Regions from separate parts of the Mus musculus genome. Here all the other regions are linked to region 2. A link is a loop called in an ENCODE intact Hi-C map of the cell type or tissue named here. Cell type or tissue: left cerebral cortex. All regions are shown on one strand.

Region 1 (5,000 bases), 180 kb before region 2:
ACCTCTGGAAACCTGTGTTCTCCAGGTTATATATAGTTTTCCAGAGGAAGACTTGAAGGTACACCCCTGGACCTGATGTGCTAATGACATCTGAAATCCTTTCCTAGCCTCACCGGCTCATTTGATAGTTTTTGCTCTGGTTGTAGAGCAGAAACCCAAATGTTTTATTCCATCTTAAAATCATTTTCCTTGGCCCCATTCTATTTCAGTGACAGAGGAACATTTTTGTTTTTAACTTGATTTTCTTTGGAAAAAAAAATACGTAAGTGGAAGTACTGAATTTTTGAAATATGAATTACCAAAGTAAGGAAAGATTCATGTGTTTTATCTACAATTCTCTTTACCACGCTATTTTAATATTACTGTTTCTTGACCTATCTCACCCTTCCTGGCGATGACTTGTGAAAATGTTGTTTTCACCCTGTGATATATTTATCAAGGATAAACATCTTGACATAAAATCACAAACCAGATATTAATTATCACGTCCAGCTCCCCTCTCAATGTAGAGCTGTCCTTTAGAACAAACTCCAATTTTTATGCTAACAAGTACTTTTTTAAAGTTTTCCATTATTGGGCCCTGTAAGAAAAAAATGAGCTAATTCAAATTTAAAATGACCAACTAACTAAAATACAGGTTAATAAATCCCAGACCAGAGAAGTTAAATGCTGAAGAGCAGAATATTTTCAGACAAGGGCGCTGAGGAGAGGCACACAGTACTCTGTATATATTGGATACTGTCTCAATAACTAGTTCTCAGCCCGTGGGGCCTTCAGTGAGAGCACTAGCATCATTTCCCTGGTGCTGATTGCAGAGAACCATTCAGGGTTCTTCAGAAAGTAGTTATGATTTCTTTTACATCATCTTCAGAACACCCGTAGTCCCCTGCCTATGCTGAGCCCACCCAAAGCCCATTCTTCTGTACAATACATTTTTTCTCTAGCACGCTGTTGTCAGCAGTCTGTTTCCTTCTTTTATCCTTTTTGCTGAACTCTTATGGCTGTGTTTACTAATATGTCTTGGTGGTCACGTAGAACTATTATAACTGAAAACTTCACAGGTGCCATACTTGTCTCAACAACAACAACAACCTGCCACCTGTAAATGAACAGGTGCCATGACTTTTGAAAAATAAAACGCACATTATCACTGCGTTGGTTGCAATGATAAGGCAGTAGGGTCTATATTCACAGTGACAAGATTTTTAAATTTTACTTATTCGTGTGTATGTATCTGAGTGTGTGTGTGTGTGTGTGTGTTGTGTGTAGATATATATGTTGGTGTGCATGTGTGTAATGTATACATGTGTGATATTTGGGGTGTGTGTGTGTGTGTGTGTGTGTGTGCTTGCTTTCTACCCATGGAAGCCAGAAGAGGGCATTGGATTCTATGGAGATGAAGTTACAAGCAACTGTGAACCACTCAACATGGATGTTGGCAATTGAACATGGTGCTTCTGCAAGAGTAGTCGGCATGTTTCAACTCTGAACCATCTCTCCAGGAGAAGTGATTTTAATGGAAGAGAATGGCTGAGGTAGTTAACCATCCCACAGTCGACACCCTCACATGATATTTACATAGACTTGGATCAATAATTAAAACACATGTAACTTCACTTCGAATAAATCCACCCTCTAAAAAGCTTATGATTACTTACACCCGAAGCTCAGAGTTGCCTCCGTGCTCCTGACCATTCCGTAGTTGTTGGATGCCAGGCAGTAGTACACCCCAGCGTCTTTCTGTTTGTCCGGGTTGTTGATAACAAGGTTTCCTCCGACCATACTGTACCGATCGTTTGTCAGGTCCACGTCCCCGTTATTCATTCTCCATCTAGAGAAAAAGACGTTAGTGTTACACTGAAACTCGTAAGTCTGGGAACTGTCGGGCTAACTTTACTCTGAAGTAATTCAAGTACGGTTCTCTGTGAAGGGAGATGATCATGTACACGAATCGACGGGGTTTCTAAATGATCGAGGATCCCGAGTATTTTGAAACATGAATAATGATTTAGCTAAGGTGGCAAAATGTGCAAACTCCCAACACTTTCCCACATCTTAAATGAAGAAGTATCCTAAAGGAAAATGGGTTATTGAATTCTATTCCTAAGATTGACTTCATGTATTCCAGAGATGAAGTTCATTATTTAGACATGAGCATACTTGATAGCCATATTCTGCTAGGTAGTTTCACAGGCACCTAGATACCTTGCATAAAATATTAAGACATATCTCGAGCAAAATTAAAATAAGAAGTATGAGTATCTGGCTAAGTAGCACAGCGATTTTTCAATAAAACTAAAGGAGACGGGCTGTGTGGTCAGCCATTAACACGCGTTGACCACTAGAGGGAGATCACGCAGTTTAAAATTGCTCTACTGGGTCTTAATCCAAACCACAAATGAAGTGGTAAATTCAAATTTTCTTCATCCTCAAGATATTATTTAGTGGTGCCTTTTCATATTATTGAGGGGCAACTTTTGTTGAAAGCATTTTCATCCACTGTATATTTGTATGTGTAACAGTGTCAATGAAAAATATCGTGGCTAACAACACTACTCTAGGAAGGAGACATTATTTAAAGTGGAATTCTGCCTTTTCTGAGTGAGTTGGAGAGAAGAATGCATGTAAAAAGACGTTTCACTTATGATTATAGTAAAAAAATTTTTTTTACAATTATGCTGTGCCGTGCCAGGGTCTATCTGTTTAAGCAATGTCCCAGGAAAAACATCAGATAAAAGTCCTGACCTTGAAGATCAGGGGGGCAGCTGTGGCTAGTTTCCAGATGCCAAATACATTCCTGATACAAGTGAAAGTAATGAAAAAACTGCATGACTTCAGAGTGTGTTTGTAAGTCAGGTCCCTAGGACATTTCCCTGTTATAATCCTTATGGGCTAAGAGCTCATTTCAAAAGCAAGAACACACAGCGTTCGTTCCGTTCTTGCTTGCTGCAATCACTCCAAATCACCTGCTTTGATTTCAGCAGGGCCAGTCTTGCCCTGGGCATGTGGAAGTGGTTTGGGGTGATCATCCCACAGGTTTCCTGGTCAGGCAACTTCAATGGTCGCGATTCTCCCCTGCTTTATTGGGTCCAAGTTGTGTTAATTACTTTGACTTCCTGTGGCTGGGGTTGTTTAGGGAATCATAATTTTATGCCTTGCTGTGTTTGGATAAATTCATGGTCTATTTTCAGAAATGTGTGTTGAGACCACTGGGCCTTCAGATAAGCTTTTATTGCAGCGCTCGCTTCTTGGGGGCGGAGAGTGGGAAAAAGTGTGTCAAGGCTGATGAGGGGCAAAGAAAATTCCTTGTTGTACCTCTCACCTTTCAGAAGGCCACCATGAATAATCCATCACCACAGAACACGCTCCAGATATAAAACTACTGTGCGAAGGACACAGTGAGTGATTACTGTGGACAGTATGGTTTCTTCTGTCATTCACAACATTTGAAAATCATCCTTTCTACCCAAACAAGTCTCTCATCTTCTCTTCCCCTTTATGCTTTTATATTGCAGTCTGATGCAGCTGCCTCTTTCAGGATTAAACGTCTACTTGGCGCCCCCAGCTCCCTATATTAATATACGGACAGTCAAGCCAGATCAAGCTGGGCTTTAGTTTGGCTAAAACCTGTTGGGTGGAGGGGGGGCATATTTTGCATTCATACAGCCTCTGTGCGGAGAAGGTCCATACCCCTGCCCATGCCATGTTCCTAGAAACACTGAGCACACACAGCACCTGCTGAATGGTTGCTTCCAAGCCAGGCTGGAGGCTGCTGGCGAGGCCAGTATCTCAGAATCCTCATCGCTGAAATAGGCTTGAGATTTACACACTATCTTTAGATATCATCGCACCTGTGCTTTGGTCAGGCATCTGTATTTAACTTACATGGTCAAGCCAATGTATCTAATTTAGTATTTAGCATCCTGTCTTGTAAAATTTCTGTAGATACATTTCCTCCACAGACTATCACCTATGCCAGCCCATGCCCAAGACCCTGTACAGAGGTCATTGAAGTAATTTTAGCAACCAAATAACTGTTAGAACAATTGTGTTCTTTGTAATTTATGTTGTCCACCCATGCACAAAATTGAAGCCATAAAAATAATGCCAGGATGGTGATTTTTATGCCTAAATTCATATCTTACTGTAAGAGTAATTTTATAATGATAGCCAGAGGCAGGAAAAAATGAACACAATTAGAATTAAGTGGTGAGAAAGAGATTTTTTTCCCTATAATAATTTTGTATAATAATAGAAAGCCATTTTATAGTAGGAAGGATGCCTACTATCGAAAATTAATTAATTCATAGACTTCAATTCAATCAGGTGATAATTGTCCACTGCAGTCCCAATTTCCCATAAATCACTTTGTGGGTTTCCCCCCCCCCCCCAGGAAACACTTCACAAAAGAAATTCAAATTCACTGGCATTTGGTTAACTTTCAGTCTTTGAATAAGATTACATTCATAAGTTTATACAATTGTATAAACTCTCTGTAGCACAGAAACCCATTTTTAACCATAAGAAAGTTTTTATGATCGCACAAAGAAGTCACTCAGGAACATCAATCAAAAGAGACACTGATGCAGCTCAGAAGGGAGATATACTTAAGACACAGTTATTTTTTGTACATGCTGGAAATACAGCTCAGTGGTAGAGTGTTTGCCTCACATGCATGAGCACCTAGGTTCAATCCTAGCAACGCAGGAAACTTTCTGCATTGTCAGAAATAGAGATTTGTGATCACTGAGAAAGGGTAACACATTCTGGAACTGTCTATGCGAAGAACTCTGAATGTAGTTCCTATAGAAATATTACTGGTCACCCAATGATTTGAGTTATCAAGGATAGTGCACATAAAATTATTTCATCTTCAAACGTATATACTTAATGCTTTTATGCAATATTTGTTTGTTCTGAAGCTTCAGTTCCGTTAGATGATATCAAATCTACAAGTATTGTCACCGAATAAGTAAATTCTTACATATATTTAAGAAAAT
Region 2 (5,000 bases):
TCAACTGGGGTTCCCTTTTTCTAGGAAAGTCTAGTTTTCTCAAAAAAAAAAAAAAATAATTAGTAAAACCTTTTTTCAGAAATGCATTTCTTTGTCTAGCTAGATAATGAAACAAGTACTACATAAGGTTAACCACATAAGACTAAGTGTGATGGACAAGGTTTCCACTTGTATTATCGTCCAAGGCGATCCAGGTTGTAGCTTTAAAAACGGCATGTAGTTGATAAATGTGGATTCTGTATAATAATCAGTAGTAGCTCTGCTTATTCACAGTCAACTGTGTTCCCACTCCCACAGTGCAAACATGCTCAGATATTTAAGAAAAGCTTCCTGACAAACCTAGATGCCAACTCTGTTATTCTTTCCTGGAATACCATGAGAGTAAAACTAAGAATGAAACACTCCCCAAATCAGATAATCAGGCAGTTGGGGTGGCAAATTCAACACCAGCTCCCCTCTGATATATTAGAATATCTAGGAGTTCAGAAATTAATTCTGAAGCATATAAAGAAAAAAGTTACCCCAGCACATATTTTTGCTGATATCAACACTATTTAAATTTATTACAGGGACTAATAATTACGGAAAACTGCAGAGTCTTATATTTGAAGAGGAATGCACAGTAGACTTTAGTAATAGTAGAGTTGAGATTTGTGACAGATTTTAAGCCCACTATTTGTTCCTCCTGAATCTCAATTTTTTTTTGAATTTACGGAAAAAAAAATAAATGTACAAACATTTATAAAAGGAAGGTCCATGCAATACAAATACGTCTGAAATATCATGTCGGCACAAATTTATATAAGCCACAAGAAAGATGCGTCCAAGGAACTACATCAAAACTATCTCAGATGGTCATACCAGTTCCACAATCCTGCATCCTGAAAAGTGGGTGGGTCCTTTCCAGACCCCAGAGAGTAGCTAGCTACAAGTTACCACACAGATAAATTTATTTCCAAATAGCCAAGATATACAAGCATGCGCACAATATTGTGCACCAGTGAATTAATAAACTATTGTAGATATGATATATACTAATGTGATGCCTTTATATACTTCAAGCTGCAATGGTCGATATGCACCATGAATCCGAAAAACGTGGGATAAAACCCAGAAATCCATTCAAAATAATAATAATTTTGGAATACATCCCTTTCTGTAAGCTACAGAAACGTTATCCCGAGTGTGAAGGTAGGGAGGGGGTTGTTACTCTGAGTTTCTCTCTTCCCTGGCTTCCCCCCCGCCCCCCCAATGAAGAATCTGATTCTATTTTACCCCTCCCACCCCGTGCTTGCAGATTGCTTGAGAAGACCAAGGCAGCCTGCTCAGCAGCAAAGAAACCGGCTGGCTGCGCAGGAGCTATATATAGCTCCTCCACCTTGGAGATGTGCACACACAGGCACACATACTGATGCCCATGCTGGATTTGGCATGGGGGGAGAAAAAGGACAGCCAGAAATGGCTACACCTCTCACTTCTTGCTTCTTTCCCACCATTCCTATTTTCCCCCCAGGATTTTTCCCAGCAGGGTATCTGATTTCCCTGCAATTCTTCTCCCTACTGCTACCAGCAATCTGATTCCAGCAGGAATCGGCACTGGGCCAACACCCAGTGCCCAAATGCGGTCACCCAGGGAGGATGCTTTGGAGCTCATCCTGACACAGCCACTTGATTAGATGAAGTGGTAGTTCCCCGTAGGAAACAGCGAGGCCGGTGGGAAACTGCCTTTCTGCCCTGCCCAATCCGCAGAACCTTGTGGAGGAGGTACGTTGGCTTTCCCTCAGATTGGATACATCAGAAAATGCGGAGATTCTCCCCAGTCACCAAGCCCTAAGGGAGCTGGTTTTTAGCCAGGGGAAGTACAAGCCCCTGCCTTCCTCATGGCCATCACCGGCAGCCAGCGCTGTGCTGGAGGGTACCCCGCAGGTGCGGGGGAGGGGAGCAGGCGGCGCCCCGCATGCGGAGCAGTTGAAGAGCTCACAGGACCCGCGGCTCCTGCAGCTGGCACGTCTGCGACCCCAGCCCCCAACCTCATCGACAGGGCAAACCCCAGGCCTGACCCCGCAGCAAGCTGCTGCGTCTGCGAGGAAAGTTGCCCAGACGCAGTGCCCCTTGGGGCCCCTTTCAGCAACCCTTCCCGGTGCATCACCCCGGCTCCAGCATCCAGACCATCACCACCCCCTCCATCCCATCTTCTGATTGGTGTCATAGGTGTCGCGGTGACAGCTACAGCGACCCCGGGAGCCGGGGTAACCAGGGCGGGGCAGGGGCTGGGTGGCCTCAGGGAAGCACGCGTTCCCTGTGCTCTGCAGAAGGGCGAGCCTGCCTCCTACCTGTTCCCCACTCCTGTCGCCTCCTCGCTGCCTGGCCCTACAGCTTTCCCGCTCCCGCTGCAAACAGCTGGGAGCGCATCTCCCACCAGCCCAGCGCCACTCCTCGCTTAGGCGGAGCCCACCCTAGCTACTTGACAGCAGTAGCCGGGGCCTCAGAGTGCAGTTATTGGGGCCGCGGGGAGAGGAGGCGGGGACCGGAGGGAAACTTGCACCTTTGATTGGACAGAGGAGATGTCATTCTCAACTCTAGGGTTTCTGTGGACTGACTCTTAGCTTCTGAGCCCACCAGCGAAGAGTCCTTGTAGTCCGCGGATTGAAAACCTTCTGCTTCTGGGTCAGAGGGCCTCTGAGAAGGGAAACTACCCTTAGAAACTACCATTAAAGGTTCCAAGAGGGAGGGAGGATCTGCCAAAGCCAGATCTCTGGAACTTTTAAAAGAGATTCTCTGCTCCTGGAGATTCAACCAGGGGCACCAGCAGAGGCAAAAAAAAATGCTCAGTATGAACGTGGACTTCAGTGAAGAAACAGAAAACGGGATGCACAATTAAGCGGAAAGAAATCGCAGTCAAATCAGAAATGGTGATTTTGTTCCTTTGCAGTTGCCTATCATTGACCACATAGGTCATGAAAGATTTCCTCAGAGCAAAAATTGTAGAAACTCTATATACCATTTAACCAAAATTTGCTTACATAGGGTCCTGTATTTAAAATGGGGGAAAATGCTATAAAATAAACGTTCAGAGTAAAGCAAACTGAGACATTTGCCATGGGCAATTCCGTGGGTGACAAGTGTTTATTTAAAGTAATGGCACAATACTGATCGATAACCAGTCTCTCACATGCTCAAGTTGTGGGGGGGGGGGGGGGGGTATATGAAACCAGACAGCTGGGTGAACCTAAGTCTGTTTTTTAAGAGGGCAAAATGCCTTTGTGCTCAAGTGTCACCTCTGCTATCTATCCAGGTGGAACCAGAAAGCTATATCTGAGGGACTCCTTAGCGAAAGACCAAGGAGAACTGTAAATAAAATTGGAGTAGTGTGTTCTCTCAGGACCTATTGAGGAAAGAAGACACCCACTTCTTCCAAAGAGCTCCATTTGTCTTCTAGCTAGGTAACTTAACCATCTTAACGCATGCTGAACATAAGAAAGAATGAATGTACATGGATGGGTTGGTAAAAGACCAGCCTCCTGGACCAAAGAGAAGGCTGATGCTACCCAAAGCTAAGTGCAGATGGTCAGTGCTCAGATTTTTAATACCATCGGGTCCATCTTGCTGTATTCTCTTTACAGCACTGTAAGACTCAGTCTTTACAGAAGAGGAGGGGGGGGTGTAATATACAAGGAACAATTGATTCGATCTGTTTGCCAGAGATAGTCTTGCAATTGCTACAAAGTATCAACAGCTCCTGAGTTGTTCCCTGCCCACCCCCCCATAACATGCCTGCTAGCTTTCTATCTTCTTCCTTTAATACACACTCCAGTTTTCCTACTGAACTGCACCAAATTCCTGGATTACAGTGCGCTTGTCCTGTGCCATCCATATTTTCTGCCCTGTAACAAAGCTGAGCAGCAATGAGATGCAGAACTCGGAACGGGAGCCTGGCAGGACAAAAATTAGCAAACAGCCTAGTAGGGAATGAGTTTTCAATGTTAGTATCTCTTGATTGTTCAATAAATCTAAACTACCTGGGCTTTGTGCTGCCTTCCAATACACTCTCCTCTGGGAGGAGAAAGCATAGAATGAAAGGGGAAAAAATACTGAATATTCAGTTTCATGAGCATTGCAACAGTCAATGAGCAGACTACTAAAAACTCCACCATTTCCTCTTCTTATCCCTTCGTTCTTCACTGAACAAGTATTAGCATTATAGATGCGTTACGGGCAAGCAAGGATAAACTGGCTTTTTTGGAGGTTATTTCTTTCTAAGCACATACTGCTGGTTGTGTATTTCCTGACCTCATAAACATGTGTGTGCATGCACACAAAGAGTTATTAATTGCATTCAGATTATTTCTATCTCACCAGGCGTATTTATTTTCAAATAAGGTACTCTCGCCGGGTTTTTGTAACAGCTCTCCTCAGAGAGCAAAGTCTGTGCGCCTGTTCACGGCACACCTATGTTTCTATTTGCACAGGAACGCTAGCAATGCCTGCTGCACAGCACTTTGCTCTTTGCCAAACCAATTTCACGTACTCTGGGATCTGTGCTGTTACAATTCCGAGCTTAATCCTAATAGATGCGCAACAGGACTAAATACTTGCTCCAGTGAACATCTAGACACAAATAGAGCTCAGCTTGTAAGACCAAACAATCATTATTTTTTTTCCACTACATAAATTTATCTGGTATGGGCCGTGTCCAGCTCCCTCCCTTTCTCCTCCCTGAATCATCTTCTTATTGATGGTTTTTTTTTCAAAACAATTACATTGGTATATTCATTTCCCCATATTTACAAAATGTGTGAAAGCACCCTCTTACATTAGCGACTACTCAGGGCACAATCAGTAGCTAAGCATGAGATCTGTTCCACAAGGCTGAGATCACAGCTGGTGAGTCTGGGACTTGAGGCATGAAGAAAGCTGATGAGAAGCCAAATGAGCAGGTTCACTTTCCAGGCTACTTTCCTCACTAGAGCTAGGAGGGCATTGTTGGAACACAGTCTGGA
Region 3 (5,000 bases), 82 kb after region 2:
TGACAATGACTATAGCTCCGGTTTCCAGAATGAAAGCAACTGTAGCCCTCCCTATCCTGCCCAGTGGTCAAGAACAAGCAAAGGGCATGCTTCTCCTCATGGGGACATTCTCTGTCTCATTACCCCTTGGCTAACCTTAGCAATGTGCAACTGCTGGTGAAAATAGGAAACTTCCCAACCTCCCCCACACTCCTATCCCATACCTACCCTCGCTGGTAAGTGAAGGAAGACTCAGATTCTTAAACGGACCCCTCTGTGGGTTACTTCCCAAATAAAGGCAAATTGCTAGTGTTTTATCTGTTTTCTGTCTTTCCTTCTTGCTGCGTTCTCTCTCTCTCTCTCTCTCTCTCTCTCTCTCTCTCTCTTTCTCTCTCTCTCTTCCTCCCTTTCTCTCCCCTCTCTGGGATCTCTTACTTGTGTGTAACCCTAATTAGAATGTTGGAGGGTGGGGCTTCTTCTCCATTGTTTTTTGTCTTTTGTTGTTGTTGTTGTTGAACAGGGTCTCCCAGTGAGCCAGACGCTCTCCATTTAGGCTGGCTGGCTAGTGAGCTCAGGATCCACCAGTCTTTGCCCATGACACAGACACAGTCTCTCTAATTCTTCATAATGCTCATCATACCGTGAGCCTTCTATTTGATGTTTCATCATCCCATAGCTGACAAAGGCATCAGGCATACATGTTTTTGTTTGCTTGGCACAGAGCAGAGTACATGCTTGGTTAGTAAAGCCCTGGGTGGGCAAGCGGGTAAGAAGCTATAAATAAGTATTGCAGGGCTAGCAGGATAGCTCGGAAGGTAAAGAATGTTCCTTGCATACCTAATAACCTAAGTTCTGTCCCTGGATCCTAAGTGGGAAGGAGAGCACTGACTCCTGAAGGTCATCTAACTGCCTGTGCACATACCCACATGCGTACATCACACACATGTATGCTCTCACACACTGTGCACACACATAACCCAGGCACACACTCAAATAGCACTTACATCAAACACACACACACACATGCACACATCACACAAACACATGCTGTCACACACACACACATATTCTTATGCCTGTTACAGGCATACACATAGCTTTCTCATATCACACATACACACACTCTCACATATCACACACATACCATCACATACATACCGTTACACATGTTCACATATCACAAAACACTCATACACTCAGTCACACATCACACATACTCATACTCATATACACACTCATTCTTTCACATATGTCATAATACACACTCACACACATACACACCTATCTCAGATGTCACAAACATGCCCTCTCTCTCTCTCTCTCTTTCTCTCTCTCTCTCTCTCTCTCTCTCTCTCTCTCTCTCTCTCTCTCTCTCTCTCTCTTTCCCACACACAAAAAATAATATTTTTAAATTCTTATAGAAACAAAAACAATCTTTACCCTAGCCTAAGGGACAGTGAAGGGCAGAAAAGCATCCTGGAGATGCTTTATTTGAAATGAGTTGTGAAAAATAAGTGAAATCCTGTCAGGTAAAAAGGCAGATTATTAAAGGCTTTTTGCAATCTAAGTGCTGAGTTCTGACAGAAGGTAATGGTCTCAAAGACTAAGAAAATCACCACAGATGTGACCGAATCTCCATCAGGAGCACCCGAGACAGCCACGAATGCTTTTGGTTTTTTGTTTGTTTGTTTGGTTGGTTGGTTGGTTTCGTTTTAACTTTTGACCTCCATTGGTAACAAGTGAATTAATTAACTTTCAAATATAAATTTTATCATATGCTATTTATATTAAAACACTTAGGTTGAAATTGAGTATTTTCTTGGAAAGGAAACCTATTCTTTTTAATGACATAAATCTGTGAATTTGAATTATTTTTTCTTTTTTCTAGACAGCTTATTACCCAGGGGAATTTTCACATTGAATCTGTAAACTGGCGGTGGAGGTTGGGAGCTAGCTCAGTGAGTAACAGCACTTGGTGTTCACACATGAAGCTCTGAGTTCAAATCTCCAGCATCCATGTTAAAAAACAAAACAAAACAAAACAAAACAAAACAAAACAAAACAAAACAAAACAAAACAAAACAAAATAGACACCGATGCAAATACCTGAAACCCTAGGATAAGAGGGAGGAGACAGGCAGATGACAGCTCATTGGCAGACAGCCTAGCTTAAACTGTGAGCTTCAGACTCAGGAAGAGACCCTGTCTCAAATGAACAAGACAAAGAGTAATACTGGAAAAAACACCAGGCACCCTCCTCTGGCTTCTGCTTATTTATAAATGAATGTATAAGCCCCCATATAAAAAGGTATGCAACATAAACGTGCGTGCGCACAAACACACACACACACACACCACCCCCAAATAAACAAGTAAATAAGTAAAAATAAACACCAACCGGAAATAAGCTGATGGATTGATGGATACTTTAGTCTGTCGGGAAACTGGTCATAGTCTGATAATTTAAATGAGGACAAAACTAAGAGCCATGTAAGTGTTGCGAGAGGAGGTGACTCTTTGCTGCCACCTGGTGGCAGTCCGTTTTGCCACTGGACCCTCTTCCGAGCCTAATTTTAGATCTCCCTGAGGCTTTTAAGCCTCCAGAAACTACAATGAAACAATTTCCAGAGAAGGGTGCGCCTCCCACCTGACTGGGGCCACTACAGCGTTTGAGATGTCCAACGCTTTTCGCTACTTCTTTAGCAGCTAAGAGATGGGAAGACAACAGGATTAATCCATTATGGTAGATAACGGAGTCTAAGACGTGGAATTGAGAAGAAACTCGTGTTCCTGAACAGAACTCAGGACTGTTTCTTCGGAAACCGTCCCGATCACTAGGACTTCTTAGTCCGTTTTCTCGAACCGCTCCCTTGTACAAACAAATATGGCCTTTGAACCACTAGTCTACACACTCGTTTAAGAAGTGAATGGGACAAAAAGCACCAAACAGACTTGGGACGCACATCCCAGTGAGGACAGAAATATACATACGAGATCCTCTGAGTGTTGTAAATTATAATTGACATTCAGGAAGCAGGTGTGAGCGGCATGCCAGTGAGAGGACATCAAAGGATGAGGTGAGGGTGGCCTCCTGAGGACATGCACTTGAGATCTAAGGGAAGAAGATGTGCCAGTCACACAGGATTTAGCATGACCGTATTTGAGAGAAGTGTAAAGGCAGTAAGATGGCTAAGCCTGGACCACTCGATGTACACTATAGTTTCTACTTTAGTGGATTGAGGTTTCTAAGGCAAGGCAGTGGAAGATGAAGCTAGACCTAGGTAGTATTGGTTCCTGGGGCCTCTCAAAGGGAGATTAGAATTTGTTGTAAGTACAATGAATAAACATCGTCACGATTTGGGCAAAAGAATACCAGGCAATTTACATATTAAGTTTACTTCCTGGTAGCAAACAAGGCATTAAAACAAGACCACAAAGAAATAGATTTTATGAGCCACTGCGATCTCAGAAAACGTAGCTGGACAGACATTGGCAGGCTTCGAGGCCACTGATGACAGATATAGGTTGGATCGGTTGTGGACTCAAACTCCTGTTTTAGAAAGGGATTCATTTGGAAGAAAGGTATTTCTTTCTTGTCAAAAGAAGAAATCTGAGCTCCGCCTCTGCCCTGACTGGGTACCTGACATTCCAGGCTCCAAAACCATTACATCACTCTTTTCTTACAGTGGTTCTCAACCTTCCTGATGCTGTGACCATCTGACATAGTTTCTCATGTTCATCACCCTTCCCTGCAGGGGTCCTCAAGTTTCCTGATGCTGTGACCAGTTGATACAGTTGATACAGTTACTCATGTTGTGGTGACCCCCCCCCCATAAAATTATTTTTGTTGCTACTTTATAACTGCAATTTTGCTGCTGTGATGAATTATAATGTAATTATACATGTTTCCAATGGTCTTTGGGGGTCACGACCTGCACGTTGAAAACCCCTGCCCAAGAGTGACCATAGAGGACCCAGACAATCACCTGACTGGGAGACCACCCATCAGAAGAGAGGCTCATGGAGGGCATCCCCTAATGTGATGGAGAGAATAATTCTCTCGTTCTGTTATGAGATAATGTACCTATTCCCCAAGCAGCCCCTCCGTCCATGCAACTGCTACAGAGCTCCACTGCTGTTCTTACTCAATAACCATAACTTTTCCTATCCTCTCTTCCTTTCTCTTCCATGGATATCAGCCCAAATCCTAAGCACACTTGCTATGACTCTCTGAAAATACTCTCCTATTCTTCTCTAAAAAATCCCTCCATTTGATGAAGCTGTGTGCCTAATGACTTGCTGAACTTTCCTGTTCTCTTGGCCCCTTCCTCAGAAGACAGGGCTTTTCATCTTCCCCATCACCTTCCTCTTGGAACTGCAAAGATTCATAGCTTCTCTGCTGTGTCTACACACACACACACATACACACACACACACACACACACACACACACACACACACACACACACACACACCAAAGAACATACAGACCCAGAAACCAAAAGGAAACTTGTCCATTGTAGAGAAAAGGATGTCAGGAAGAATATTCATTAAAAATCAACTATGTTCAATTGTTTGAAGTCTGTTCACAAAACGGTGGTTGGGTACAGGCCTCTAATCCCAGCAACAATGAAGCATAGGCAGGCAGATCAAAGGCTATCCCAGGCTGCATAGTCTGTCACTATCTCAAGATTTTTTTTTAAAAAGATGTTTGCTAGTAAAATGGAAAATAACTTCATACTATTAATGAGTTTTATTTATTTTGATTTATTTTAATTCATGTCACTTTACTATGTTGGAATAAATATCCAATGTATGTATACAACATATATGCACATGTGTGTATATATATATATGTATATATGTACATATATATGTTTGCTAAAAAATAGTAAAATTAATACCTAAGTTATACTGAAAGAAAATAAAATTTCTACATCTCAGGATGCCATGAAAGGAATAACAAGAAAGTTTGTATTCTGGAGAGTATAAAGGATGGATTGGTGAGTTTTTACATCATG
Region 4 (5,000 bases), 170 kb before region 2:
GCAAAAGCTATATTGTTTAGCACAAACTTCTTGACATTATTGGTTCTTTCTTCACTGAGAGAATCAGGATGTTTAGGACTTGGGTTTTAAATACTCTGGCACCTCCATCACTTAGGGTGATGGGTAAGAAGTAACATTGTACCAATTTAACATTCCTAACTATGCAATACTGTGAGTTCTTCCTTAAGTCCAATTTTTTAAAAGGATGGAGAAGATTGGATTAGCAGATTACGTTATATAGACTAAATTTTGCTTGGCTATTCATCACAGGTAGAGTCCATCATGAATTTATAGACCCCTTGGACCTTGAACCATTTCTTCAACTCTTAGACATGGCTACAAATATTTCCAGGATCCTTCATATCTGACTGTACCTTAAACGTAAAGTCTGTTGTAGCTGGAGAGAACCTAGACAACGTAGGGCCATGACATTTCTTTCAGAGGAGTCTGGGAAAGATTTCTTTTTGTAAACAGAGATAGAAGATGGGGGGGGGGAGAAAAAGGAGAAGAGGGAGAGGGAGAAAGAGAGGGAGAGAAATGTCCCGTCTTCACTTAGAATACTGTCTGTTCATGGGTGATAGCCAGCTGTGCACTTCAGGGAAAGCTTGAAGTGGCTTACTGCATTACATCACAGGTAGCAAAGAGGCAGTTGTTGAAACTTGCTATATTCAAAGAAGATATATCAACGGATTGAAAAGAACAAGCATAGGAAAGAACTTTTTTGTTACATTGGTGTGAAGAAGATGGACTAGTATAGAGTTTGAAAATAACATGTATTATTATTATTATTATTATTATTATTATTATTATTATTTATTGGTTTGTTAAGACAGGGTCTTTCTATGTAAGCATGGGTGTTCTGGAACTCTCTATGTAGACCAGACTTGTCTTGGATATCCATCTGCCTCTTCTCCTTCCAAGTGCTGGGATAAAAGCCATGTGTCACGATTCTCCCAGTATATGGAATGTATATGTGTTGATAGAGATAGCCATAAAGAGGGAGAAGTTGACAATAGGGAAAGAGAAAGTGGACATTTTCTGTGGCAACAGGTTAGATGGACCATATGAGATAGAACTACTGCATAAGAGCACAACAGGGTGTGGTGAGCCCTAGAAATGGCAGCACAGCACTGTTGCAGATATGAGCAGTGGTCAAAGAATATAGGGGCAGCCTATGGAATTGCCTTCTCGTCATTTCTAATCTCCCTACATAATTCCAGCCAAACCCAACATGTTGATGTCAGAATGCACAAGTATTTTAGAGGTGTGAAGAGAGAGAGCCCTATGACATGACTGAGGGGGGAAATGGCCATGTAAAGAAATGTTGTGTTTGCTGGGCAATCTTAGTATTCCACCTGAAGTGAAGGGTCACAAAGTTAACATAAAGGAAGTGTCCATATTGGTCATCAGGTAGATGAACATATGTATGTATTATGTCTTTCCTCAGAAATTCACCTTGCAAAAGGGGGGACTTTGGTATGCGCAGAGGCAAGGTCATGTGAGGAGCCACGGGGAGAAGCCAGGAACAGCCGAAGGCAGGCACTGGAGTTATGCCTTTACAATCACAGGGCCATATGGGGCCAACGGCAGCTGGAGGAGGCAAGGATTCTGCAGGTTCTAAGGGACTGTGGTTATGCTAACACCTTGAGTCTAGGTTCTATTTTCTAGGGATGTGAAAAAGATAAATGTATGTTCTTAGTGACTCAGCTAGAGATGTTTTATGATGTCAGTGCAAAGAAATGCCTGCACTTACTTATTTTAGTACTATAAACCTTGACTGCAATTAAAAATAAACCATTACACTTAACTCAGCAGCAGGGTTTCCAGTAGTTTATGGTTTATTTGACAATAAAATACTTTCTGATGAAATTCCTGTGAATATTCTATAGAAATTGCAAGTCTTTCTTTCTTTCTTTCTCTCTTTCTTTCTTCCATCCTTCTTTCGTTTCTTTCTTTGTTTCTTTCTTCCTTCCTTTCTTCCTTCCTTCCTTTCTTTCTTTCTTTCTTTCTTTCTTTCTTTCTTTCTTTCTTTCTCTCTCTCTTTCTTTCTTTCGCTCTTTTAAACTGTTATCAGTCACCCTGTTTATTTAGAATTTGTACAATTTCTACTTGTTAAACTACTTCAGGGTTCCTTGTGTACGTACAACATCCATCATTAAACACACCTTGAAACATATATCATTCCTCTAATGCAAATTCCATTTTTTTCTTCAAGAACTGTTTTTTTTTCATATTCCCTACTTATGATAAGGTTCTTGAAGTCTAGTCACTGCTTTTTATAAAACTTACATGTAGTGATTGCCAGCTCACAACGTAGGAGGGAAATGGCTTTGACAGGATTTGGGCTAAGATTGTTCTTTAAACCTACAAGTAGAAATTCTTTCCCAGTCCAAATGGCATCATTTGGATTTGCCCTGGAGTTTGTCACACGGGATGCCAGCAGTTCTTCCTGACTTTGTATTGTGTCATTCTGCAGTGGTTTTAGTTGGTTTGCAGTTACTAGTCACTGGGCACATGGCCTATCAGTCACAATGCCAGCTCCACTCACTGTGTTTTCTGTGAGGGTCTTGCAGTAAAAACCCCAAGTTGACTTTTGCATATTGAAAACAGAAGTTTATATATGCAAAATCTGCAAGCTTAGCCAGTGAGTTCCAGCTGGAGAGGCAGATCCAAATTGGTCTTTGCTACACCTCTTACTTCAGCAAAAACAGGAGACTCAGACCAGCAGGACTGGTTGTTACATTCAATACATCTCAAACAGGAACTTTTTATACCATCTGTTGGATCCTAACTGCACCGAGTCTTAAGTTCCCATAGGCATTAACTTGAGTTTTCTCTCTTGAAGCAGACAAAAGGCTTACAAAATGGTTGTTTTAATCTTTTATTATTATTATAACTAATTGATTATTTTATTAATTTACATTTCAAATGTCCCCCTTCCCTGTCTCTCCTCTGCAAACCCTGCATCCCCTCCCCTTTGCCTCTAGAAGCATACTCCCCCAGACGCCCACCCACTGCTGCCTCATCCCTCTAGCATCCACCTACACTGGGGCATCAAGCCTCCATAGGAAGAAGGGCCTCCCCTCTCATTGATGCCAGATAAGGCAACCCTGTAACTGGAGCCATGGACCTATCCATGTACTGTTACAAAGTATATAAGACAAATGGAAACTGCATTGAATAGTTCCATCTGCCTAAGCCTGGTGTGTGTGTGTGTGTGTGTGTGTGTGTGTGTGTGTGTGTGTGTGTGTGTTTGTGTTTGTGTGTGTGTGTGTGTTTGATTGTCTTTCAACAATCAAGCAAGCTTTTTTATGATCTAAGAAAAAATACCTTACAAGATTTCTAAGTGACCCAACAATAGTAATTACCATCAAGTTTAGAGTGACCATAGCTTAAAGCAGAAATCAAATATAATTACACACACACATACATACATACATACATACATACATACATACATATATACATACATACATACACACACACACCCAAGCTATTTAAAACTTACCTCCATGACCATATCTTCTGTGCCAGGTAAAGTCTAAAAAGAAAAAGAATAAGAAAAAGATTTTTATGTCAACTAATTCTTTCAGGTGTGTTTAACTTGGGAAGAATCAATGAAATGGGACAAAATACTCTTCACACAAGATTGATGTATCTTTACACCTGTTCAAATATTTTTTCTTGTTTCTACACTATATAGTAGTAGCACTGTTTGCCATCAATAGGATTAGTATGAATTTGAGAGACTAATAAAACGCTTTATATTTCATTTGTAATAAAATTTAATAACCATATAATATTTATCCATGTATACTTATATGTACATTATGCATGCGACTATATATGCACTTATGTAGATTCATACCATTATTGTGGCTCTGTATATTTACTATTGCCTTTAAATGCTTCAGCACCAACTGTGGAACAGGATGGGGACAAAGGATAGAAAATCACCTTGGTTCCTGGGAGTGAAGAATTCCAACACAACTACCACGTGCTCAAGGTCTTGGTCCTTTCCTAGCTTTCTAGGGTTATCAGCAGGGCCCCTCTTATATATATATTGTCTCATACATTACATCCAGACCAATTTCCCCTCCAACTCCTTCCTCACATCTCCCCTCTCCTCAGATCAACTCTTCTGTTTCCCTACAAAAAATAGTAGGCCTTCCAGGAATATCATTTACCATGGCCTAACAAGTTGCAATAAACTCTCATATCACAGCTGGAAGTGGCAACCCAGTAGGAAGAAAAAAAAATCTCAATTATAGACAAAACAGTCAGAAACATGTTCCCACTCCCACTGTGGGAGACCCACCAGAACACCAAGCTACACAACCTTAGGTTGAGGAGAAGACCTAGCCCAGATACATAGGAGGTCCCTGTTTGTTGCTTCAGTTTCTGAGAGCAGAAAATTGGGAATTGATCTGCCTTAAGACCCAGCTATACCATTCTTGGGCATATTCTCAAAAGACACATCATTCTACCACTTGCTCAACCATGGTCATTTACAGATTTATTCATAATAGCCAAAAGCTGGAAACAACCTAGATGTCCCTCAATCAAAAAATGGAGGGGGGATGGGATAAAGGGTTTTCAGAGGGGAAACCAGGAAAGGGGATAACATCTGAAATGTAAATAAAGAAAAAATATCTAATTGAAAAAAAAAAGAGAAAGAAATGTAGTACATTTAAACAATGGAGTATTAGTCAGCTGTTAAAAACAATAATATCATGAAATTTGAAGGCAAAGACACCCACAAAAGATCATCCCAAATGAGGTAAAACAGACCCAGGCAGATAAACATGGTGTATACTTACTGACAAGTGGACATTAGCTATTAAATAAAGAGCAATCATGCTGCTACAATCTACAGGTCAAGAGAAGCTAAGTAACAAGGAGGCCTCAAGGGTAGATGCATGAATCTCCCTGCGAAGAGGTAATAGAATAGATTTTGTGGGTGTGGATGATAGCAAGAGGGATTGGGCAGCACAGGGTGT
Region 5 (5,000 bases), 110 kb before region 2:
TCTGTCCTCTGTTTCATGATTGACTTCAGAACAGATGCTTGGAACCTAATCAATGATACTTCTCATGAATATTCTACTACCAGGATCCACTTTAAAACTGGCAATACTTGTGTCTTCAGTTCTTCTATGACTTTTGCCAAATACTTTTGGCTGACAGTATATTGTACTTCCGCTCTCAAGTTTTTGTTTATTTGATCCCATTGAACATCAAGTCCATCTTCTCATGCTTATACAGGGCCAGAAACCACATTAGATCCTTAAATATACACTTATCACACTAGGTTGCCCTTGAGAGGAAATGTGTTGAGAAATTACAATAAAATGGAGTGAAAAAGAGGGTCAGTTGGTGAAAGAGACACTAAGCTGTTTTTATAAGACTGAACCTCCAGTCAGTTCTTTTTTTGTTTGCCTGTTTTTTGTTTGTTTTGTTTTGTTTTGTTTTTGTGAGATAGGATCTCTCTATGTAGCCTGAAACTCACAGAGATCCACGTGCCTCTGTGTGGGGATTAATGGCAGACAGCACCACACACCTCAGTCAATTTCAAAGAGCATTTCTGGGGACTGGAGAGATGGCATCACAGTTAAGATCCTTTGCATCTATTCCACTGGAACCAAGTTCAGTTGCTGGCACGGAATCCGGTGACTCACATTCAGCCATAAGTACTACCAGCTCTAGCAGCCAATGCTTACTTCTGCCTTCTGGGAACACACACACACACACACACACACACACACAAGCACATCATACACACAGTTACACATAATTAAGGTGTAGTAAAAAGTAAATTCTTAAAAAAAGAGTATATATGAAAAGTATTTCATATAGTATATTCAGGGAAAATGTTTCAGAAGGGACTACTTTGGACATTTTTCCAATGGGAGACAAAGGAGACGAAGTTTCTCCTTGCCAATCTTTGTTACGGTTCATACAGGGAAAGCTTTGTGGCTTTTGCAAGGATGGAGCTCAGGACAGTCCCTGGGATTCCCTAAGGGGTGCTTTCTTACTGTGCAAATAAGCTATTATTTAATCAATTTGTGTATGTGTTAATGTTTGTGAAAATTGGAGCAACATCCCTCTTCAAATATTGATTGCCATGTCTCTTAATCTCCCACAAGTGATTCACAACACCCACAGTCTTAGCTGAATTATTTTTATATGTGTGTGCTATTTTGCATGATTCTAACCTTTTTTTCATTTGTCCTAATAAGGTTTAGTTGTATAGGCTTGACAAGAACAGATCGGGAAATGAGAGAGAGAAGAAAACTTGTTATTCCCACAGATAACATGAAAAAAGAATATATCACTGTTGGTCCAATATGCGTGGAGTCTGGTTGGGAAGTAGAAGAGAAAGCACACTCCTCTACTTCAATTTGTTACAAAGTGGGTCCATTTCATATCTATATCATACATACTCCCTATAGGAAAATTTATGAGTCTATCATTTTGAGATGTTCATGCCTCCTGATGTCTCACTCTAAAATATTAACAAAAAATTTTTAAATGTATCACCAAACTTTACATTAATGAACTACATTCAGAATTCCTGAAAGACTAGTGTTTAATAAGCTTGATGCATATAAAATCCCAGTTCTATTGATTCCCATTTCATAGTTTGTATTTTGTGTCTGGCTACTACATCCATCCCTCAGCCAGATGCAACACACAGTACTGTTATCACTCTCACCACTCAGTATTTACTACTCATCCTTAGGCAACAGCATCCCTAAGTTTCTGTCCCCCTCCTGTCTTCTCCATTTTCCTTTGGATGCTAAGAACCACCTCGGGCAGTAGGCATTTGAGAACTGAATACTGTGGCTCAGCATCAGGAGACTCCAATAGGCAGGTACTTCCCTTCCCTCAGAGAGAACTCCACCTGTGACTTCCCTAGTGTGACTGGACTAGACTAGTCCTACAGACTGAACACATCAGCAGGTGTAAGCCGTCTGTGCCACACCAGGCTGCTGACACAGGCCCAGGGGATGGAGGAATGCTGGCAGAAAGGCTGTGTTCTGGGAAAGGATTGGGAAGTGGATAGCCTGGCGGCTTCTCACTGTTACGGATTTCTTTGTTTTTCAGGAAAATGAAGCCCATTGAACCAGAAAACAATCTGGTTGGCTTTCTTGACTTTGGTGACTGATAGATGGTGACCATATTTTTAAAATTTAGTCTCAACAAATATGCTTCATGCATATTATAGGTCTTATAACTTATGAATTATTATATTGCATATATATATTCACTAATAATGTAAATGTACTTGGAAAAGCATCCTTAAGGAATCTCATAGTTTAAGCCTTTCAGTGAATACTTATTGATCTAGTTTTATACCCTAAAATGAAGCTTAGGGATTCGTGTGCTGGACATTTAGTTGCACTTAGGAACTGCCATGTTGAGCAAACAGTTTTAATTCACAAAACCCTATTACCGATAAGGTCACGGAGTACTCTGTGTTCAGTTTGCTAAGTCTACAATTGTCATAAGCTTAATTTTTAAAAACAGCAGGAAAAAAATAACTCTAATTTCCAAGTAAATTTTACAGTATTCTTTTGTAATTCTTGTCATTTTGGAATACGGTGTTCTTGGCAGCCAAGGAAGAACATAGGTAAAAGTCAGGATGCCAGGAGGCAGGGGGGGAGGGGGAGGGAAGGGGGGTTAGGATGGGGTGGAGAACTCTGGGAGGGGATACCAGGAGGGAGGGGCAACATTTGGGCTGTACATAAATAAAGTAATGAATTTTTAAAAAGTCAAACTGTCTCATTTCTGACAAGGTCTTCCCTCAAGGACATGTTGTTGCAAATCGTTCTCTTTACTTACATCTGCTAAAAATAAAAAAATAAAATTAAATTAAAAAAAAGCAAGGCAGTTTTTTGGGTATGACCGAGTACTGCTGCATTTTCGGGTCTGATCACCTTTGAGAACAATTTGAAATGAGGACGTCAAGGTAAGAATCTGAGCTGAGCCCAAGCCCAGCCACAGCCCTGCTAAAACTTCTCCAGCAGGAGGTGACTTCCACTTACCGATTCAGCTCACTCCCAGGCTGCCCCTCCCCACTCGGCCAGCACCCATCTAAGCAAGGCGCACACATCTAAGTTCCTGCACGTTCTCGAAAAGCCATTGCATGAAAAATAAATACTTCACACCCATACCGTCTGATATATGAAATAATGTCATCTCTCGGTTTACACAGTAATAAGTGAGGCTGGACGAGGAAATCTATACCATCGGCACCGCGTCACCGTTATCCCAACTGGGCACATTCTCCTTTGCAATTACCTAACCTAGAGAAAAATCGTGGACTCACCGTGTGGGTTGAATCATCTGCCGATCTTGCTATAATATCTGCTTCAAATTGCCCCTTTGAATAGACTCAGGGAGAGTTATGACACAATGGGCTTCTCTTCTGCAGCAGAAGGCAAGTTAAAAGGACCTCATGCTGTGACCTCAGAGGCAGGCATAGCCGCTCCCATCCTTCAGCCAACCTTCTGCAAAGAACAGGTTATAAGACTGCAAAGCTGGATCTCCACATAGCGATACTTTCAAATAAAGCATTCTGGGCTGTGAGCTGTGGATTTACATTCCCGAACCTGGCTGGCTGGAGTCAATGCTGCTTCTGTGCCTGAAAATATTAAGCATTTCACTGCAGTCGCTTCATGCAAGAAACTATCTGAGGCGACTTCACAAACCCTGTCATTCTGTTCAGGGACTAAAGAATGAGCAGGGCATGCATAATTCATGCATTGGAGTCTTCAATGCACTTCCTGTAGCCTGGGCTCTACCCAGTAATGGGCTATTGATCACCTCATCCCTAAGACAATCGCAGAGCCCTGATTGGTTTATTTCCACAAATAAAATTACAACCTAAATCATAGGCAGAAGTCTCCAGCCCGGCTGCAGCCTCTCAGGGAAGATATTCTCAGTGCCGAAATGACATCTGCAAGCTGCAGAATGTCGAAGCTGGACTCTTTGGGGGCAGAAACGACAGAATCTGCTGTTTTCGTTCGTTTGAAAGGGCAAACTCAGTGCAGGATCAACCCAGGTATTCCATACTACCGGTATAACGCACAGAGCTGTTTCCTTCTCTGTCACCGCAGAGACATCAACAAGAACAAATGAAAATTAAGACAAAAATTACATAAAAGACACACACGCGGCAGCAAGTAGTAGAAGCGTTTTTACCTGCCTCCTTCAGTCACAGTTCTTAGAAGAATTATTCTAAAATAGTTAGCTTGTCATTTCGGCGATGTGGAAAGGGTCCCTTCTATTCGAAATCACAGCGGATCATGTGATTATCTCTATTAAATATTCTAGACCATAATTACTTTTTATTCTGGGTGTGTCAATGTTCTGAGTTTTTTTTTTCCCCTCTGAGCATTTAAGCTTCAAAGAACATATCATTGTTTACACTGGCTGGAAAAAAAACCCCAGCTGTTCAACAAGATGTACATTTAATTATGCCTAGATTCACTATAAAGAAAGAAACAGGTCCTAGCACTTTAAAATGCCATCATAGTATTTGCAGAAATACTACTGTGGGAGGTCCTTGTGAAAATGTGTGTATCTATAATTAGTGAACATCCACTACTCAAAGACCTCTGGACTAAAACTAGTTGTCTGGTGTTTCTACACAGGAGGTGCAAACATAAGCTCCTGAAGCTGCTGAAAGCTATGAAGTCATGTCTTCCCAAAGCCTTTTTAAACACACACACATGAGTGCACACAAACACACTTGCAATTGATATTCCTATGCTATCACACTTGATTCCCTCATAAATCCAGAGGGAAACATTCTTGCCTTGGGGCTAAAAAACTACAATGTGAGAACAACCATTTTCTTACCCAGCACTGTAGATGGTGCAGAGCAATTGCCTTTTAGAGAAGCATGACTGTGTGGTCTTCAATCTGTCAACCAACAGTAGATTCTAGCTTTTAGAGGCAGTACAGGTATTGATGGAGACACAGGTGCAGTGGAGAGATAAGTTGAAAACTGGTCCTTTTTTTC

The links. A loop is a pair of places that touch in the nucleus more often than their neighbours do. Peaks named below come from ENCODE experiments on the same cell type or tissue, not always from the same donor. Only the 100,000 strongest peaks of a DNase experiment are listed, where the experiment ranks them.
Region 1: a loop joins it to region 2, with 3 times the contacts of the local background. A loop is called at or near these places in 5 of 42 quality-filtered maps.
Region 3: a loop joins it to region 2, with 2.4 times the contacts of the local background. A loop is called at or near these places in 3 of 42 quality-filtered maps.
Region 4: it touches region 2 in a loop (5-fold over the local background); 5 of 42 quality-filtered maps call a loop at or near these places.
Region 5: a loop joins it to region 2, with 7 times the contacts of the local background. A loop is called at or near these places in 5 of 42 quality-filtered maps.

What each region holds. Positions count from the first base shown.
Region 1 is chr15:92,228,932-92,233,931 of GRCm38, reverse strand. It overlaps Cntn1 (contactin 1), which reads right to left. Exons shown (of 24, transcript NM_001159648.1): 5 at 1,659-1,831. Among named protein-coding and RNA genes, the nearest start is that of Gm36901, 30 kb to the right of the region's middle. In left cerebral cortex, a CTCF peak has its summit at 2,340 (motif pointing right); a DNase peak (open chromatin) is centred at 2,347.
Region 2 is chr15:92,048,657-92,053,656 of GRCm38, reverse strand. It overlaps Cntn1 (contactin 1), which reads right to left and starts at 2,492. Exons shown (of 24, transcript NM_001159648.1): 1 at 2,334-2,492. In left cerebral cortex, a CTCF peak has its summit at 2,406; DNase peaks (open chromatin) are centred at 1,413, 1,617, 1,828, 2,521 and 1 more place; H3K4me3 peaks cover 2,838 bases; H3K27ac peaks cover 1,919 bases.
Region 3 is chr15:91,967,085-91,972,084 of GRCm38, reverse strand. No RefSeq gene overlaps it. Among named protein-coding and RNA genes, the nearest start is that of Cntn1, 82 kb to the left of the region's middle. In left cerebral cortex, a CTCF peak has its summit at 2,513 (motif pointing left); DNase peaks (open chromatin) are centred at 15, 2,511 and 2,801.
Region 4 is chr15:92,218,988-92,223,987 of GRCm38, reverse strand. It overlaps Cntn1 (contactin 1), which reads right to left. Exons shown (of 24, transcript NM_001159648.1): 3 at 3,509-3,541. Among named protein-coding and RNA genes, the nearest start is that of Gm36901, 21 kb to the right of the region's middle. In left cerebral cortex, no CTCF peak of the experiment used is centred here; DNase peaks (open chromatin) are centred at 1,625, 2,356 and 2,643; H3K27ac peaks cover 425 bases.
Region 5 is chr15:92,159,964-92,164,963 of GRCm38, reverse strand. The region is part of intron 1 of Cntn1 (contactin 1); the gene reads right to left. Among named protein-coding and RNA genes, the nearest start is that of Gm36901, 39 kb to the left of the region's middle. In left cerebral cortex, a CTCF peak has its summit at 2,983; DNase peaks (open chromatin) are centred at 633, 3,073, 3,288 and 3,679; H3K4me3 peaks cover 2,619 bases; H3K27ac peaks cover 1,722 bases.